2 separate regions of the Homo sapiens genome follow, and region 1 is linked to region 2. Evidence: chromatin contacts called from ENCODE Hi-C or POLR2A ChIA-PET data. All regions are on one chromosome and are shown on one strand. The core of a region is the stretch at or near the end of the contact, and the rest is flanking DNA. Distances in the headings are between cores, read along the strand shown. Region 1 overlaps THSD4 (thrombospondin type 1 domain containing 4). Region 2 overlaps THSD4 (thrombospondin type 1 domain containing 4).

What was found. Hi-C counts contacts between places; a loop is a spot of excess contacts on that map. ChIA-PET counts read pairs that join two places held with the same protein, here RNA polymerase II (POLR2A). Pooled maps may share reads with other maps.
Region 1: a loop to region 2 is called in a map of PC-9, with 11 times the contacts of the local background. The contact joins two enhancer-like sites. A Hi-C loop is called at or near these places in 5 of 168 maps with a recorded cell type or tissue (Calu3, PC-9, Panc1 and 2 more) and 4 of 50 pooled maps. POLR2A ChIA-PET finds 5 or more read pairs at or near these places in 3 of 52 experiments (MCF 10A, PC-9 and naive thymus-derived CD8-positive, alpha-beta T cell).

What each region holds. Positions count from the first base shown.
Region 1 is chr15:71,436,777-71,443,729 of GRCh38, reverse strand. The region is part of intron 7 of THSD4 (thrombospondin type 1 domain containing 4); the gene reads right to left. Among named protein-coding and RNA genes, the nearest start is that of THSD4-AS1, 250 kb to the right of the region's middle. Within about 2 kb of position 5,594, at least 2 of the 41 ENCODE cell types and tissues checked have a DNase peak (open chromatin) inside an H3K27ac peak, as active enhancers do; they include PC-9, where a contact is called at or near this core.
Region 2 is chr15:71,275,028-71,282,603 of GRCh38, reverse strand. All of the region lies in intron 6 of THSD4 (thrombospondin type 1 domain containing 4), which reads right to left. LOC124903521 (a long non-coding RNA gene) reads right to left here. Exons shown (of 2, transcript XR_007064701.1): 2 at 1-5,200. Among named protein-coding and RNA genes, the nearest start is that of THSD4-AS1, 90 kb to the right of the region's middle. Within about 2 kb of position 3,448, at least 20 of the 41 ENCODE cell types and tissues checked have a DNase peak (open chromatin) inside an H3K27ac peak, as active enhancers do; they include PC-9, where a contact is called at or near this core.

The DNA.
Region 1 (6,953 bases), core at 4,345-6,844, 160 kb before region 2:
AACATGCACCTTTTATGCTTTTCAAAAAGCGCAACGTGGAAATTTTTTAACGAGTGATCTGGGATGCTGCGGTTCTGCAAATGCCCAGCAGGGGGACCTGGAAGGGACAACATACAGGTTTGCTGTGTTTTTTGTTTTGTTTTGCCTCTGAACTTAACATGTATTTTCAAAGGGCTGTTTCAATGCTTCCTCTTTGCAAAATTCGATGTTCTCCCTCCTTACTCTAAATTCAGAAATACACTGTAGCTTCCAAACAACATCAGGTGGGGTGCTCATATATACATAGAGAGAGAGAGGGATCTGTTTTTCTTTTAATTACAGGTTGGACATCAGTCGATAGAAGCCAAGTTGGGTAAAAAGACCTGCAGAGAGAAAGGATAGCTTCACCTTTCGGTCACAAACAGCATTTATGAGCAACCAGAGCAACCCAGGGAGGCCAGAGAAGGGGAGAGCCTAGGCCAATCTCCCTAAAAAGGAATGCTTTGAATGTAAAAAGAAAAATCCTTAACATTTTTCCTCCTCCAACTTTGTATTTGGAAAGATTTCACACCTAAAGAAAAAGTTGCAAGAATAGTTCAACCAACATTCATGTACCCTTCACCTAGATTCAGTGAACATTTTGCCACACTTGTTTCACTGTCTCTCTGCTCCCCTCTTTCTCCCCCTTTCTCTTGTATTTTTAGTGTATTCATAATTCTTTCAACATTTCTTAAGTACCTAATCTTCCTGGGTCTGCCCTCAAGGGGCTCATGGTTTATCGGAGGGTTCGATGCATAAACAGTCTAGCAAGAACAAGAAGGTGTCAAGCACAAGGGACTATGGGGACTGGAAACACAGTAAAAGGAGCAACGATGCCTGCCAGAATCAGAGATTGCTCTACCAAAGGTGACCTATGTGGGTACATAAGGGAAGAAAAAGATTTCCAGGCAGAGGGAACAGCCTATACCAAAGCAAAGAGGAAGCAGAGTCATGTGTCTGAGTTTTGTTTGTCCTGTTTTGAAACTTCTGCTTTCATCTCCTCCCTTCATATATATATATATATATATATATATATATATATATATATATACACACACACACACACATATACACACACATACATATATATATACACACACACACACACACATATATATATATATATATATATTTTTTTTTTTTGAGATGGAGTTTTGCTCTGTTGCCCAGGCTGGAGTGTAGTGGTGTGGTCTCGGCTCGCTGCAACCTCTGCCTCCCGGGTTCAAGCGATTCTTCTGCCTCAGCCTCCCAAGTAGCTGGGATTACAGGTATGTGCCACCACGCCCAGCTAATTTTTGTATTTTTAGTAGAGACAGGGTTTCACCATGTTGGCCAGGCTGGTCTTGAACTCCTGACCTCAGGTGATCTGCCTGGCTTGGCCTCCCAAAGTGCTGGGATTACAGGTGGGAGCCACTGCACTCGGCCTCATCTCCTTCCTTTGGATAGCAACAAGGGGCTGGGTGCGGTGGCTCATGTCTGTAATCCCAGCACTTTGGGAGGCTGAGGTGGGTGGATCACGAGGTCAGGAGATGGAGACCATCATGGCCAACACAGTGAAACCCCATCTCTGCTAAAATACAAAAAAATTAGCTGGGTATGGTGGTGCATGCCTGTAGTCCCCACTACTCAGGAGGCTTAGGCAGGGGGATCGCTTGAACCCGGGAGGCGGAGATTGCCGTGTGCCAAGATGGCGCCACTTCACTCCAGCCTGGTGACAGAGCAAGACTCTGTCTCAAAAAAACAAAACAAAACAAAACAAAAAAGATAGCAACAAGGGCTACCATTTAGCTACTGCATGCTTACTAAGCTGTGCCAGGCATTGTCTAGGGCTCTTTTATGCACCGTCTCATTGAATCCTCACAAACCTGCGGGGTCAGTACTGCTCTCATCCCCGCTTTACTAAAGTGGAAAATGAGGCTCAGAAAAGTTAGGAACTTAATAAAGGAGATCCAGCTCCTGAGAGGCAGGGTAGTAAGTCCTACTGCATGTTACTATATCTTCTTAAAGTTCTACAGGTGAGGCTGGACATGGTGGCTCACGCCTGTAATGCCAGCACTTTGTGAGGCCAAGGCGGGCAGATTACGAGGTCAGCAGTTCGAGACCAGCCTGGCCAACATAGTGAAACCCCGTCTCTACTAAAAATACAAAAATTAGCTGGTGTGGTGGCGCACACCTGTAGTCCCAGCTACTCCTGAGGCTGAGGCAGGAGTATTGCTTAAAAAAAAAAAAACCCCAGGGGGCAGATTTTGCACCACTGCACTCCAGCCTGGGCAAAAGAGCAAGACTCCATCTCAAAAAAAAAAAAAAAAAAAAATTCTACAGGTGAAACTCTCCAAGGACACTGAGGCTTTCTTCCATCCCTCTCTCCCGAACCCTGTTGCCCACTGATCCCAATATCCAGTTACAATATCCTGGACAATTTCTGCACCTGGTCACTGCCTGTCTTTGCTACCCCCAGACATCAAGATCCATGCAAATGACTTCCCAGACACATCCCCGCATCACCATCACCATTACCCATCACCAGCACTGCTATTTATTATTCACAATGCACCCTGCACTGAACCCAGATCATTATACATGAAACATCTCATTTAATTCCCCCAGAATTTTATGATGTGGACTCAGTATCTCAAATTTATAGATAAGAGGACTGTGTCTCTGAGAAATTTTATGACTTGCTTAAGATAATCTGACTAGTGAATTTATACACACTCCTGGTCTGAGAAGAGCCAAAGAAGGACTGAACTAAACAACAACAAAAAAACAGATTCAGAACTGAGTCTGAAGAGCAGTTCACTTTGCATGTCCATACATAATTGCTCCCAAGTGTAATTTACAGTTCTTGATGTTATCATCAAGGAGCAATTACCCTTCTAATTCAAACTGTCCCCAGTTATTGCCCCAATGACTCCACTTCCATTTTTGTATTTTGGCCTTTTTGGTGCATTGCCAGCCCTGAATTAAACAGTAATTTATGCTGGTTTCCCTATGAGCTGCTTTTGAGAAAGATATGTAATTTTAGTACTGAACACTAGATGTCACGATCAACCAGTTCAAGAAAAAGTCATCATCAAGCAGTATTACAAGTCTCACGTTTACTTGTGCTATATGATCTATAAAAGCAGGAACACGGCAATAAGGCATAGACTTTCATTTAAAAAATATTGGATGGTCTCTAGCCTCATTCTGAGGGGGATTATATATCTATCCAAAAATAGAAAGAGTTTATCTTTCCCTAAACAAGAAATAATAGCATGAGTACACCAAACATTACTGAAACACCATGCATTGTATTTTATTTATATCATATATTTGAAATTTCATATTGTATGTGTGAAGTATTTAAATTAGGCCTTTAGAAACTGACTTGAAACTCAAAGGATATAAAAATCCTTCATCCACAAGAAGTTCATCATAGCTCTCACAAGGGAGACAAAGCTTATATTGAGGTTTTGTTAAGCAGTTTTGAGGAAATGAGATTAGTATTTGGAAAGCAAATGTTGGAATCCAAAATCTTTGTTCATGCATGATCATATTCAGTCCATTTAAATGACAATCATGGCTGTCACTGATCTCCCTTCCTTAGTCCATTTGGGTGAATGTGGAGGTGGGATGGAAAAAAAAAATCTTTTTGGCTGGCAGCACTCAAGATTTGGTTAGGAAACTAGGTTCAGAATATTCTTTTTTTATTATTATTATACTTTAAGTTCTGGGGTACATGTGCAGAACATGCAGTTTTGTTACATAGGTATACACATGCCATGGTGGTTTGCTGCACCCATCAACCCGTCACCTACATTAGGTGTTTCTCCTAATGCTATCCCTCTCCTAGCCCCCCACACCCACCAACAGGCCCCAGTATGTGATGTTCCCCTTCCTGTGTCCATGTGTTCTCATTGTTCAACTCCCACTTATGAGTGAGAACATGTGGTGTCTGGTTTTCTGTTCCTGTGTTAGTTTGCTGAGAATGATGGTTTCCAGCTTCGTCCATGTCCCTGCAAAGGACATGAACTCATTCTTTTTTACAGCTGCATAGTATTCCATAGTGTATACGTGCCACATTTTCTTTAACCAGTCTATCACTGATGGACATTTGGGTTGGTTCCAAGTCTTTGCTATTGTGAGTAGTGCTGCAATAAACATAGATGTGCATGTGTCTTTATAGAATGATTTATAATCCTTAGGGTATATACTCAGTAATAGGATGGCTGGGTGAAATGGTATTTCTAGTTCTAGATCCTTGATGAATCATCACACTGTCTTCCACAATGGTTGAACTAATTTACACTCCCACCAACAGTGTAAAAGTGTTCCTATTTCTCCACATCCTCTCCAGCATATTCTTAAGCACTATAATTACTAGCATTTTGCTGGGAATTGTGAAAATAGAACACAAGAAGAGTAAGTAGAAAAAAATAGTAAATTTCAAGCCATTAGAAGATGGATTGATAAACTTTAAAAAATTGCTATGATCCATATGCAATAAAACAAAACTTGTGAAAGATACCGCCTATTTACTGAATGGCAGAAGACGGTTCCTCAAGAGCCGCCTATGGGAGCAGTGATTTGTTTTTCCATGTCAAATCTAGTTTGTCCTAAAAGCAAACAGCTGCCAAAAGCATATTCTGCATTTTTCAATAAATTTTCCAGTTCTCTATTTTTTAATACTTTCCCTCAACTGTCCATGAGATCTTGATCTGGCCTACCGTGGTCTTGTCATTTGGAATGCTTTTCATGATTGTAACTCCTGCCATTCTGCTCCAAAAAGTCATAGAATATTCATTTTTCAATCAAGTAAAAATATATTGTAAACAGGAAGTCTTGTTAAGGTACCTAAATACAGGTGGCTTTTCCAAGTGATGAACAAAGAAAGGTTTCCATTTGAAGTCCATAAATGCATTAGCCCCGAGCAAAGCAAACTTACCTTTCATCACTTCAAACACCTGTGTGTTCTGCTTCTTTTTCGAAATGTATGTTCTAATATTTGTATATGAAAAGACAGAGATTCATAGAATTGAATACAAAGCCAAAAATATACACAAGTAATAAAGAGGGAGCCTCAAAATAGTGGGGGCAAGGTGGACTATTCAATTATGGTTTAGGTAATTGGGTAATTATCCATAATTGGGTAGCCATCTGAAAAAAAGTAAAATTGAACCCATACCTCACACGATACACTAGGATAAATTCCAAATGAATTAATGTAAAAGGTAAAAATGTAAAAACACAGAACCATAAATTGCTGAAAGAAAACAGGATGATTTCTTAATAACTTCAAACTGTAGGTCTTTCTATGACATAAAATCCAGAATCACAAAAGAGAAAATTGCTAAATTTGCCATTTAAAAAATGTGAAACTTCTGCATGGCAAAAATAAACAAAATTTCATAAGCAAAGGCATAAGTTAAAAAAAAAATAAACCCTGCAATTTACACAATAATCTCTTTAATGCATAAAAAGCTCCTACAAGTTAAGAAAAAGATCAGCAACCCAATAGAAAAATGTGCAAAGATTATTAAAAGACAGATCACACAAAAGGAATGTAAGTGGTTCCTGGGCGAGGGTGAGGGCGAGGGCGAGGAGGGCACTGCACAGAGCTGGGACCAGGGTGGGTAGGGGAGGTGCTTAGGGCACGTAAGTGAAGGAGACCTGGAGAACTTAGTAAATGCCTCCTTAAATTCTTCACCCAAGGCACTGCACTCACTTCATCCTAGCCCAGTCCCTGAAGGTTCAGTTCTGAAGCATGTGAAAAGATGCTTGAGCTCACTCAAAATTAGATAAATGCAAATGAAAACTAATAATACTACAGGAGATACCACTTTCCCCTTATCAGACTGGCAAATAGCCAAAAAGTGGATAGCAAACCACTCTCATACATTGCTGATGGATGTGTTAGTTGTTTCAACCACTTCGGAGGGCAATTTGCCACCCACTAGCTATCAAAATCACAAATACATATGAATTCTTGGCTCCCTTTTAAGAATTTATCCAACAGTTATTGCAAACATGTAAAGGGACCCATGTACCAGTATATTAACTGCAGTGCTGGGGCTCAGAAACCAATACCCGAAAATATAGCACTTTAACATGCTGGACTGAAGTAAGCACCTCAAGGTCTCTCTGACCTTACCCTACCTCCACCTCCCTTTAGCCTCTCAATGTTCTGTCTCTCCCAAAGCTGTTCTCTGGAGTTCCCTTATCTTCCTAAAGTCCACACCTGCCAAAGAAGAAAACAATTACCTCTGGTCCTTTCCTTGAGTTTTCATTAACTCATATCGCAGGAAGAAAGACTCAAGCTGTCAATGCCTGGGCAGACTTCTGTCACAAACCATCGTCTTCTATTTTGGTGCCTGATATGGTTTGGATGTGTGTCCCCTCCAAATTGCATTTGGAAACGTGATCCCCAGTGTTGGAGGTAGAGCCTAGTGGCAAGTGTTTGGACCATGGGAGTGGATCGCTCATGAATGGCTTAGCACCATATCCTTGGTGATGAGTTCTCAGTTCATGTGAGATCTGATTGCTTAAAAGAGTCTCCCCCTTTTCTCTCTCGCTGCTGCTCTTGCTATGTGATGTGCCTGCTCCCACTTCACCTTCCACCATAATTGTAAGCTTCTTGAGGCCTTACCAGAAGCTGAGCAGATGCCAACACCATGCTTCCTGTACAGCCTGCAGAACCATGAGCCAAATAAACCTCTTTTCTTTATAAATTACCCAGCCTCAGGTGTCTTCTTTATAGCAGTGCAAAAACAAATGAACACAGTCCCATTCAGTATTTCAAAAAGAATCATTTACCAGCCATTGTCTGCTCTGTGGGCCCAAGAGACTTTGTCCCAGGTCACTGCGTGTTCTCCAAGTCCATTCATTTCCCCGTAAAAATGTTACTATCCCTCAAATTGCCACATTTCCCTCATCTCCAATTGCCTTATGAAAAA
Region 2 (7,576 bases), core at 2,199-4,698:
GGTTAACTGTGGGTGTTGGCCTATGTGGACCGTCAAAGTCAAGGAGCAGAGCTTAGCTAGGATATGTCGGAACCAAGGCAGCACTGGACAAGCAATGGCTACCCCTAGAAACAGGACTGTTGACAGCTACAGGATCAACCTCACATTTACAAACAAGTAACACATCTCCTTGTCTTCTTTTTTCCTATTTCTTCCTTTTTTAAATTTTATTTCTTACAACTATACCAGGTTATGGTACAGCTGGACAGGGATATAAATCAGTGAACTCTGAGAACACTTTTAATCCAAGCACCAAATAAGGCAGCATTTCCTGTGACTGCTGGACGCCACGGTTTAAGTGAGATGCCAAACATTCCTCATTTGGGAAAATGCGCAATAGTCCACAGAGAGAACAAAATCAAAATGTGAAAAGTTGAATAAAAAACACTCCTTTGGAAATAAAATATTACTCAGCATAAGTTAGCTGACCTCATCTTTGGGACTAGAAAAATAACAGTAAATAGTAATAATAGCTAACATTTATTGAGCCCATACCAGGTGTCAGGTGTAGGAACTATTTCATTTAATCTTCTCCCAAACCTTTGAGGGGGATACTACTATTATCCTCCTTTCCCTAATGGGGAATCTGAGGCCTTTAGTCCCGGAGCAGGTGAACATCAGAGTCAGGGTTTTAATGGTTATACTACATGAGCCAAAGCCAAAGGACAGTGAAACTGCTGATGGCTGAACACGACAAATAGGAACATTTTTTATCAGTTTTGAAAATTAGTCATCTAAGATACAAAATTCCTCATGGTAAAAAACCAACTCTATAATTACTGAACAAGTGCCTTTCATATATACAAACTCATTTATCAAATGGAGAAAAGATTATCTTAAAATTTCTTCATGCTATGGAGAAAGGATCCCACTTAACACAATACATATATCCAGAAACAGTCATACGCACTGAATTTCTGTAAATCAAGTACTATATTTACTAAAGAACTTCTCTAGGGTAAATGTGCAGTAAATATTTAATAAAATGAAGAATCGTTTTGCAACCTGAATAGTCATTCAATAATTTATCTGTTTTGTAAATTTGGATATACAGCAGACTCTTGACATTCCTGAGGCATACATCTGAAACCTTCTTGAATTCCCAGATCCACAAATACAAGAATGTTTATAGAGGCTCCCAGCTTTCGCTTGAATCACATTTCTATGGAGAGCCATATGCGTTTTCCTGTGCATAGCCTCACACTACAAGTTAACCCTACTTTCAGATTTCACTAAATGTTGCTCTCACCTGATGGCTGTTTTTCACAGACACAACACAATGTTTTAATTAACAAGCATTGTTACAAATGCATGAATGCGCAGAACAATAAGGATAAATGACCCTTTTCCATAACATGTGTCTTGCAAAGTAGACTTCTCGGATTCATACCTCAGCCCAACTCTGTGCCACAGACCCACAGGGGAACCCACAAAGAATCACAAACCTGTGAGTTAAATCCATGAACACCTAAGGTCTGAACACATTTATTAAGTTTGCCTGGGCAGGGACATGGGGCGTATCTATAGAATCCACTTGCTAACCCACAAGTTACAGAAGCTGACTGAACCTTTTGGTGATGAGTCCAGAAAGTTCAATTGTAGAAACATTGCCCCCATGAATTACAAATGATTCACCTACAAATTCAAAATACCGATACTTTGTATGATGAGAGTTGAAGATCAAATTTGGGTGATTTCACAGCCTTCAGTAATGTAGTCCATTCACAGCGGGTATGCTGGGCACAAAAACCAGCAGATGGACCTTTTTGAAGGACTGTCCTGGAACTCGCAGTCCCTGGCTCGGTTTAGACACACCTCCAAAACACCACTAACCATGAAAGACAGAACAGGGCAAAGAGTGAGGGAGGGACTGGGTGAGTGAGAAAGGAAGACACACTGAAACCAGGAGAAACAATGAAAGAAACAGAAACACAGGAAAAATGAGAGAGAGAGGGAGGGAGGGAGGGAATGAGGAAAAGAAATAAAGAATGAACAAGGAATTTGGCTGCTGTGCAGGAACAGAAAAAGAAAGATGTTATCATTTCAAAATACATATTATAGCTTACACATTTCAGAACATATTTGAAAACATGACTGCCAAATTTTCAAATTATTTATTTTCACCCCTTTTGTTCCAAAGAGGTTTTGCAGGATTTTGCTGCCAGATTAATTTTCCTGAAGCTCAGCTCTGATCATACTACTCTCCTGCTTACAAACCCCAATAACTCCTCACTGCCCATAAAAGGCAGTCCAGTTTCTTTAGCCTCCTGTTTGAGGCCCTCTATAATCTGGCCCCAAACTTCCAGGCCAACCTCGTCCTACACTGTTCCCCTTTATAAGTTCTTTGCTCCAGAGGAAGGACACTCGCCGATGTTTCCTAACACCTGTATTTTCTGCCCAAGCACCTTTGCTTCTGTGGTTCCCTCTGCCTGGAACACCCTTCCCCTACATCTGCACACGCCCAGTCCCACTTGCTCCTGGAAGCTCTACCTGGAGGATAAGCATACAGCAGGCACCCAGTCACCAATAGTGGAATGTCCAACACTGATACACGTGCTTTACACATGGCATCTCGCCGGAACCTCACAACAAGAGGAAGTTATTTCTTAATTTTCTAGATATGCAACTGTGGTCCAAGGGAGCTAGGGCTTTTGCACTGAGGTTGTGTCCTTTGCCCATTGCTCTTCCTGCTACCCCAAGGCCACTGTTTGTACAGAACAAAAAGTGACTGCATGAATCAATGCCAACATGTTGTAGCAATCTTTGTGTTTTTTTTTTTTAAAGGGGAAAAAGTACACCTTTCCATTCTGTGTGAACTCGAATTCGCTTGTCCAGTCCTGAGTCACAGTTTCATTTGGGAGCCCCTGTGCAGCCCTTGCCAGTTTCCACGAGGCAGGATACTCCACTAGCTGATTCAGACAGGCAGAGGCTGCAGAGGCCCAAGAAGCCAGGGCGGTACGGATGCCCCAGGCACCCTCCACACTTCCCTCCTGGAGATGCCACAAGAACATATGCAGAAGGAGGCTGATAACCACCAAAGATGTCAATGGATCCAGTTCTACTCCTTCGCATCCTAAGAATGTGCCAAAGGATTTTTAAAGGTGCCATTTATCACCAAGGGTGGGAGAGCAGGTTGCTAACACTATTTATACAACCTCCAAAGCCGGCTTAAACAAACATGGCAACTGGGTGTAGGACCAGGCATCATGACTGATTGATGGGGGCCTTTTAAGCACGCAAAGCCGCCAATATCTACAGGCTCACTGGACACGGGCCAAAGCTATTACACTATGAGCTGTTACGTAACCTTAAGTACAAATGGAATTTGAGCTGTACACATCTGATATGCTTCCCCTTTCTAATTTTTGGCATCAAGAGGCTACGTGAATTGACTGGAATGTAAGAGTCCTCCCCTCCATTTTCTCCCTTTCCTGATGACAGGCAGGCCACGTGATCACAGCAGAACATCTCATAATAGTTACTGATGTACTCAAAGTTTCCTCAAACCAAACGTTCCACTGTCCTGTTGAAATCTGACCTATTTTTAATAGGCTGCTCCGTTTAAAATCAGCATAATTTGCTGGAGCATGACTTTAGATGAAAGCTGTTTCCTGGGATAAATCCAAACTTCAATCCCCTGGACAAAACTCAACTCAGCCCAATAAATTATGGCTCACTCGATAAAATTTTAAAGCAAAAATAAATTAATCCAATAACCATATGAAATCTATGGTCGCCCTGCCAGTTTCTTGCCCCTACTCATTTGTTGACTTCTGGGCTCACTAAACTCGTGACAAGGTTTGTCTGCCTAGCGTTTCTTACCCCTGCAATACTTGGCTTTCTCCACCCCTCTAACCTGCCATATTTCAGACTGGCACAATCGAACAAACTCCTTGCCCCATCAGAGACTAGTCAAGGTCCTCCTCCTTGCCTCCGCAGAGAAACAGCATCTGCAGTAAGATTTCAAAGAAAAAGATCAGCAGAGCACAATGTAGAACTTTGTTTCCCCAAACTTTTCTTATTAATTACTAAATAGCGTTCTTGAGTTGCAACTTCTGTTGAACAGCTCCAGAGCTACAAGTGAGTTATTAATCACCTACATTTTAAAAATCTGTATCGGGGCAGGTTGAGGCAGGTGGATTGCTTGAGCCTAGGAGTTCAAGACCAGCTGGGCAACATGGCAAAACCCTGTCTCTATAAAAAGTACAAAAATGTATAGTGCATGGCTGTATTCCCAGCTACTTGGGAGGCTGAGGTGTGAGGATCACTGACCCCAGGGAGATCAGGGCTACAATGAGCCATGATCATGCCACTGCACTCCAGCCTGGGTGACAGAGTGAGACCCTGTCTCAGCAAAACAAAACAAAAACAAGCAAACAAAAATTCTGTTGGCTTCTAGCAGTCTTTAGTTTGAAATTAAAATGTGGGACTTCTCCCTGTTTTATTTCTGAATCATTAAACATAATTAAGCAGACATTTGTCAACAAAGTTACACAGTGCTTTCCTCACAAGGCGGAGTGCTGGCGGGAGGCAGTAGTGGTGGTATTTTTATATTTGGAAATCCAAAAGAAAGAATAAAAAATATAGATTAAAAACTAAGCACTACCCAGTGAAGGGTGCTGCTGTACAGGAGGAATCTTACACAGTGGGTAGTGATGATAGCTTCTGCTTTGGCCAGAGGGAGCTACAGAATACTGTATGTGCCATCTTAGTCCCAGCACAGAAAGGGCTGGGAGGTATCTACCTTCAGTGGACCATCCAAAGATCACTGGACACCACCAGGAGAAAAGTGATTCCAATAGAGCAGTGACAGTCACAGAATAGGAAAGACAGAGAGAAGCAAAAACCCAGAAATGTCTCCCACGTTAAACAGAAATGGCTGTGAATGAGAGCATTCTATTCCAGGGTAATGTATGTCACACGTAGTAATCTTAAAGAAAAATATATCCCTACATATACTCAATTACCAAGTATTTGGGTTACTAAGTAAAAGGGCCTCAAACAGTTAACTGATGGTGAAGCCTAGATTTGCAGCTAAGAGGTGTGATAATTATGTCTATGACTTCAGGATATGATGACAAGTGCTTGCCACTGTTTAGGCTGAAGGCAGCTGGGTTTGGAAACAATAATTCAGATACAGGCCAGGCACGGCGGCTCACACCTGTAATCCCAGCACTTTGGGAGGCCAAGGTGAGCAGACCACCTGAGGTCGAGAGTTTGAGACCAACCTAGCCGACATGGTAAAACCCTGTCTCTACTACAAATACAAACATTAGGTGGGCGTGGTGGCGGGCGCCTGTAATCCCAGCTCCTCGGGAGGCTGAGACAAGAGAATCACTTGAACCCGGGAGGCAGAGGTTGCAGTGAGCCCAGAATGCACCACTGCACTCCAGCCTGGGTGACAAGAGTGAAACTCCGTTTCAAAAAAAAAAAAAAGAAGAAGAAGAATTCAAATACAAATAGTTGCCAGTACCTCCATTTTATTATTCTGCAGTGGATACGGCCTCAGATGCAGACAGGAAATACAATCAAAAGAATTAAACCTATTTAATACACAGCCATCAGATGATCCAGTTTTTAAAACTATCCTTGATTCAGTTCCTCCACCTCTGGATACACTGCCCCCAATGAGAGAATTCTTAATTTAAAGGATTATTCTGGGAAACCAGGCCAGCCCCTGACAATTTCACCCATCCTAAGGTCATCTCTTGAAAAATTACAATCCGCTACATATTGTTTTTTACTTACATTTTAAATGTGAATACATTTAGACAATGTACGATAACCTGTTCATATTTATTTGCATCATTCCCTGCCATTAAAGAATGCATACAGGCATTTGTAGTCAAATATAATGAAATATTGTAAACATTTATGAAGCTCATCGTCTTTAATAAAGAATAGAGACTCATCTCAAATTTTCGAGCAACTAGCAGGATTAATCGGCACCTAGGTAACCATGATTGGAAAGATTGAAAAACCATAGAACTGGCAAAGAGGCAGCACAGATGTAGCCATTCCCCCTTCCCAAGCCCAATCAAGGCATCACTAATCAATCCCAATAACATTCCTTGTTTCCAAGCCCAGCACATCAGAGCTCACACAGGTGAGGAGACCTGCGCGTTATGACTCATTAACCACACTCTAAAGGGAAGAGTCAGGATAATAAACAGCAAGCCCCAAAGCACAGAAATCAGTTTAAGGAAATAAAATTATTCAGCAGGCTGGCAAAAAGAAGATGCGGGGTGACAACATGATTGTATTAAAATATCCGAAGAGGTACACTGGATGTTGTGCTCAACATGGCTCCAAAGGGTAACTAGGCAATAAATAATTATTCCAGGGTAAACATGGTGGCATCACAAGAATGTACCAAGGCAGATTTTACCCAGATAAAAGGAAAGAGGGGTGCACCTTCCCACCTCAGACTACAGCTACACAAGTGATTTTTCTTTTAATCTTTTGTAAACAACTCCCACTGATTCATGGAGTGTTCTCACAGAAATTTCTAAGAAATGGAGACTGGCAGGTTTGGTAGCTGTTTAACAGCTTTGGGGGAAGGACAGTGTATTAGTCCGTTCTCATGCTGCTGATAGAAACTTACGCTAGACTGGGTAATTTACAAAGGAAAGAAGTTTAATTGACTCACAGTTCAGCATGGCTGGGGAGGCCTCAGAAAACTTAGAATCATCGCAGAAGGGGAAGCAAACACAGCCCTCCTCACACGGTGGCAGTAAGGCGATGCACCAAGCAAAAGGAGGAAAAGCCCCTTATAAAACCAACAGATCCCGTGAGAACTAACTCACTATCACGAGAACAGCAGCAAGGGGTAACTGCCCCCATGATTCAATTATCCCCACCTGGACCCTCCCATAACAGGTGGGGATTATGGGAACTACAATTCAAGATGAGATTTAGGTGGGAACACAGAGCCAAGCCAAATCAGACTGTATCAGTGGGGTGAGAATGTCTGATAAATATATAAAGCATGGGCTGAATGTGTAATTTAAATATAAGTTGCATATTCACTGATCACACCGTAGTTGTAAATCTAACTCTGAAAACCTCTTGATATGCACCAGATACTAATATCTCAAGGTCCATGCAAGGTACAACAAAATGTCCCAACCACTCCTTCAGGACATGTCCCCACCAATTTACAACATGGTGACCTCTGCTCGGAGAGTGAGAGAACTGTGCTACAAGAGATTAAGACAGAGACCCAGGATTTCCTGGAGAAGTCTTAGTAGTCTTGATGTAAAAACACATTTGTTTGTTTTTAAAGGAAATGAATCAGTCATGGCTTGGATGCATGGAGGGAGAAATTCTTCTGCAGGCCCTCAGGCAAATCGCTGCTCTCAGCTTGGTGGGCTGTGCTTATGTAACTTCTCGGTGACTCTGATTCTTCTCTGTTGTTCTGTGACCCAGGGCAGACCATCCTACCCCTGTGAGTCTCTATTCCTGCATCTGTTGAGTAGGAACACTAGAATACTGACACCCCGACCAGCCACACGATGACAACTGAGCAAGGCAGTCT